Regions from separate parts of the Homo sapiens genome. Here region 2 is linked to region 1. A link is a loop called in an ENCODE intact Hi-C map of the cell type or tissue named here. Cell type or tissue: heart left ventricle. All regions are shown on one strand.

The links. A loop is a pair of places that touch in the nucleus more often than their neighbours do. Peaks named below come from ENCODE experiments on the same cell type or tissue, not always from the same donor. Only the 100,000 strongest peaks of a DNase experiment are listed, where the experiment ranks them.
Region 2: it touches region 1 in a loop (4-fold over the local background); 37 of 110 quality-filtered maps call a loop at or near these places.

The regions. Positions count from the first base shown.
Region 1 is chr15:90,064,092-90,066,591 of GRCh38, reverse strand. The region is part of intron 1 of ZNF710 (zinc finger protein 710); the gene reads right to left. Among named protein-coding and RNA genes, the nearest start is that of ZNF710-AS1, 17 kb to the left of the region's middle. In heart left ventricle, no CTCF peak of the experiment used is centred here; DNase peaks (open chromatin) are centred at 1,341 and 2,441; H3K4me3 peaks cover 462 bases; H3K27ac peaks cover 1,965 bases.
Region 2 is chr15:89,759,450-89,761,949 of GRCh38, reverse strand. No RefSeq gene overlaps it. Among named protein-coding and RNA genes, the nearest start is that of MESP1, 9.5 kb to the right of the region's middle. RefSeq lists a silencer at 477-566. In heart left ventricle, CTCF peaks have their summits at 828 and 1,029 (motif pointing left); a DNase peak (open chromatin) is centred at 1,029.

The sequences.
Region 1 (2,500 bases):
GCAGGAGAATCACTTGAACCTGGGAGGCGGAGGTTGCAGTGAGCCGAGATCGCGCCACTGCACTCCAGCCTGGGCAGCAAAGTGACACTCTGTCTCAAAAAAAAAAAAAAAAAAAAATCCTTAAAAATCGGATTCAAAAATGCAAAAAATAAAGATTCCACTATTTAAAAACTGATTTTAAAAGGCCCACCTACTCAAATGTAATATGTGCCACATTCTAACACATTCTACTGTAGCCCCACTGGCTTTGTTGCCAAAGTAATTAATTTGCACAGACCTTGGGACTGTGCGGTGAGGTGTTAACTGTCATTATTGGTAATGGCTCGGCTGTATGAACGAGAACGTATGGCAGAAACACAATATAAAAAAATAAACTAGGTGCTGAGGCCAATCTCAAACACTGGCTGTCACTTGTCAGCCCCGACGATAAACATCTGCATCTATCACAAGCAGTTGTTGTTTTTCTTGATTAGCTAAATGTTATACATTTAAATATCTAAATTTATACTGATAAAAATATCACTTTTATCTGATTTTATACGTTGGAGTTCCATGTCCGATCTGATTTGAAAGAAGAGCTCCTTGACAGCTAACATGTTTGAGGCCACTATCCGAATTGAATGCTCAAACAGGCTCCCAAGTTCACATTCACAATCTCTCAACTAACGTTTTTTTCTTTCTTTTTGATTAGAGATGGGGTCTTGCTCTGTTGCCCAGGCTACTGTGACACAATCATGGCTCACTCCTGTCTCAACCTCCAGCACTGAAGTGATCCTTCTGCCTCAGCCCCCCGAAATGCTAGGATTATAGACATGAGCCACTGTACCTGCCTCTAACATGATCTTCTAAATAGTGCCAATGTGCCCACGTGCCCAGGTACAAACCCCCAGCACAGCGGCCTCTTCCCTCGCTGGGGGCTCCAGCCACATATGGAGGCACCTGCTCCGTGAGCCGTCTGTGGAGCCCGGTCTTTTCACCCATGGGTCTTCCCACCTGGGGCAGCCTTTTCCCAACCCTGCTGACCCCTGCTCCTCCCACCAGCCTCCGAGGCGTGGCTCGAGGTCCACCTGCTCCTGGAGCCATCCCGGCTCTCCTGGCCTGCCCTCGTGCCCTCTCCAGGCTTCCAAGGACTGCAGCACGCCAGGCAGTGGCGACCTCCTCCTGGGCCTATACCCCTTGCCCTGGTTCAACACCTGGCACATCTGAGGAGAGGGGATGGCATTACTGGGGCGACTCTCGCCTGCTTTGCTCCCAGGGCTCCCAACGGACCAACTACCAGCCTCTCCCAGGGCCACGGTCAGGCACACGGTCGGCGGCCCTTCCTCAGGAAACCGGCTCCGGGCAAGGCGTCCCCCTCCCCCCAGCGCCCAGCGGAGCTTCCCCTTCCTGAGGACGGCTAAAAATACCCCAGACAGGAATTTAGCCTCCTTGAAACGGACACCAAAGATTAAACTATTAAGCTTAGAGTGAGGCTCTCGTGGAAGGGATCAGATAGAAGGAAACCTCGGCCTGGGGGGTCAGGGTGCATCTGGAATAGGCCGCAGGGGCTAAACGTGCTTCCAAACCACCACACCCCACCCCAATGTCCAGCTGCTGGGAAATGCAGTCAGCGAGGACCTCGAGTGCCAGCTCAGTCACTTGCAAGTGACTAAGCAAAGTCATGCCAGTGGCTCAGTTTCCCTATCTGAAAAACGGGGATGAAAACACTCACCCATGGAAGGGTTGTGAGGGCCCACGGTCCTAACACAGGTGAAGCAGCTTGGTTCATTATAAGGCCCTAACCAACTGTAAAGAATCACTGTTGGCAGGGGCATGGTGGCTCACACCTGTAATCCCAGCACTTTGTGAGGCTGAGGCGGGCAGATCACTTGAGGTCAGGAGTTCGAGACCAGCCTGGCCAACATGGTGAAACCTCATCTCTACTAAAAATACAAAAATTAGCCGGGCGTGGTGGTGGGTGCCTGTAATCCCAGCTGCTTGGGAGTCTGAGGCAGGAGAATCACTTGAACCCAGGAGGCGGAAGTTGCAGTGAGCAGAGATCGCACCATTGCATTCCAGCCTGGGTGTCACAGTGAGACTCTGTCTCAAAGGAAGAAAAAAAGAACCATTATTATCTGCCCAGATCTCTGGGAGAAGGCTTTTCTGAAAAAAGCCACAGAGCCAAGAGATGTTTCCATTCTTGGGCCCCAAATTCAGCAAAGCTTAAGTGATTCTGAGGACAACCACTAGAGAACTCATTCATTCATTTGTACAATAAATAGCCGCTAAATCCCTGCTATGGGTTAGGGCTTGTGCCTGGAGACAGCAAGGTGAATGAGGCAGGGGTCCTGCCCCTTGGGGCCCACCACAGCCACCCCCAGTGCCCTCCAGCCACTGTCAGTTTTGCAGAGCACGCTGAGGAGCATGGCTGCCTCCTGTCGCGACAGTCCGTCTGACACAGCACCCAGCGGCAACCCTCCTGTCTGTTGTGGGGTTTGGGCAAATGATGTGTTCAGCAGTT
Region 2 (2,500 bases), 300 kb after region 1:
TGTCCTCGGTCTTTGGCACGTGGTCAGTACAGATCATGTAAGACCCCTCTTTTTATTTCACATCTGGCCAATTTAAGCTCTCTCCCCCTTCCCTTCAATGTTCTCTAGCCTGTCCAGGGATGCCCTATCCCCAGCCTCTGGCAAAGGACCCCCGCCCACTGGCGCTGCACTTCCCCAGGTCCTGCCCAGGCATTCCAGCTAGGCCCCGGGAGCCCCACTCTGCTTTTTACTGGGTCTAAAGTCAGATACCTTGGGGGCATTCTCCTAACCTCAGATGGAGCACCCGGAGCTAGCCAAGGGCCTGAACCAGGCAGCTCGTATGAGGTCCCAGGCTGGTGACCTGGGCCGGCCCTGCACTCTTCATCCTTCTGCCCGGGGCTGGCCACCCTCCCAGCACCTCACCACTGTTGCGGGCAGTCAGTAGGGGAGAGGGGGCACTTAGGGCCCAAAGCCTCCACTTCCTGCCTGGATACAGCTCCATCTTGGGCTTTTCTGGAGGGCCTGAGCAGGCTGGGCACACCCAAGTTGGCAGCTGAGCCAGGTCTGCAAACCCTCACCCGAGAGCTGGCAAGAGTTTCGAGTTTCGGTCAGCTTGTGGTCTGGCCTCTTTCTACCTCAGCTGCACCTGGGGCATGTGTGTGTTGGGGAGGGGTGTTGAACTCTGCTTGGCTCCTGCCTTCCTGAAACTGTCATCCTTTTCCTCATTCTGATGGGCTCCCATCTTGCTCCACGTCTCTGCACACAGATGCGTGCTTTTCCTGGTGGACAGACGGGCAAACGTGTCCAGAGAGGGCAAACGGCCTGCCTGGGGTCACATGCCCTGTCACACAGGCACTGAACCGGCCTTCATCTATTTCTTAAGCCAGCCCAGCATCCCTGACACATCTACACAGTTCCCAGCGCACCCCCAAATAGAGCCAAGCCTGGGTTCTGGCCCTAGCCCCAAAAAACGTCCTTAAGGATTGGAGGAAGAGCTGTCCAGCTCAGACCCAAAGATCCCACACGGCTGGGCAGCGCCCTCTGTTGGCTGTGGTTGGGAGTGCGTGGACACTGGAAAGCCAGGGGTGAACCCTCTGTCCCGACTGGGGCCTTCCCACCAAGGCAGGCAGTGTCTCCCAGGACATCTCAGCAGGCAGTCGGGAGCCCCTGCTCCATTTTGCAGGTGGCATTGTGTGACAAGTGTGCCTCCTCTCTTTATACCTCAAGTTTCCCCACTTTTCACTCTAAGGCTGAGACCCATTGGCACTTCCCTGGAGAAAGTGAAGGAGCATAAATGCTACGTCCCTTAGGAGAGACGTGCTATCTGCTTACCCTGCATTGTCAGCCAGCTCCAGACCCACCAAGACGCGGCACTTCCTCTTGAGCCTTTCCTGGAATCTGCCAAGTCTCTCTCTCCCACCCCCTCCCTCCTCGTCACCCCTGGGCTGCCTGCGACTTCCACTGGCTGAGCACCCAGCTGATCTGTAGCCAGATAATCAGATTATTGTGGGTCTAGAATAATCTATTCCATATGGCTTGCCAGCTCAGTGGCTCCGAGAGCTGAAGGTGTGAGGGGAGGGAGTGATCGTCCTTGGAAGGGGCTGCCCTGGGAGCTGCGGAGCCTCAGCGGGAGGCTGATAGGAAAGGAAGCACAGGTGGGGGAAGGTGAGCCCGCCTTGCTGGGCCCTCTGACTTCTCTGGGCTTCAGCCCAAGCATGGCCTCCAGGCCTCACGATCTGAGACCCACAGGGGCTGGGTGCTCCCCAGGGCCTTTCCCACCTTTTGATTGGGGTGGGGTGTTCACCGTGGGGCACCGCTGCATAATTTCAGGGAGATTTTATTTTTTATCCTCAGGCTGCATCCTCCAGGGATCTGGTCCATGAAGTCCAGATGGGGCCTGCAAGCTCTTCTTCTTCTTTCTTCTTCTCTCTTCTTTCTTCTTTCTTCTCTCTTCTCTCTTCTTCTTCTTCTTTTCTTCTTCTTCCTCTTCCTTCTTCCATCTTTCTTCTTCTTCTTTATTCTTCTTCTTCCTTTTCTTTGTTTGTTTGTTTTTTTTGAGACAGTTTCACTCTTGTTGCCCAGGTTGGAGTGCAGGGGTGTGATCTCGGCTCACTGCAGCCTCCACCTCCCAGGTTCAAGCAATTCTCCTGCCTCAGCCTCCCGAGTAGCTGGGATTACAGGCACCCACCACCGTGCCTGGCTAATTTTTTGTATTTTTATAGAGATGGGGTTTCTCCATGTTGACCAGGCTGGTCTCGAACTCCTGGCCTCAGGTGATCCACCCACCTCAGCCTCACAAAGTGTGGGGATTACAGGCGTGAGCTACTGTGCCCGGCCTCTTTTTCTTCTCAGTCTCTGTGATGTGAAGCAAGGCTTAATGTGACCGGAGGGGTCCCCAACCCCTTCACTCTTAGGACCTCCCTCCAGGATGGAAGGAGCCACTCATCCTCCGAAGGAGACATGGGAGATATAGGGAGGACAGAACAGAGGCTTTGGCCTCTGACAGAGACAGATGGATGCC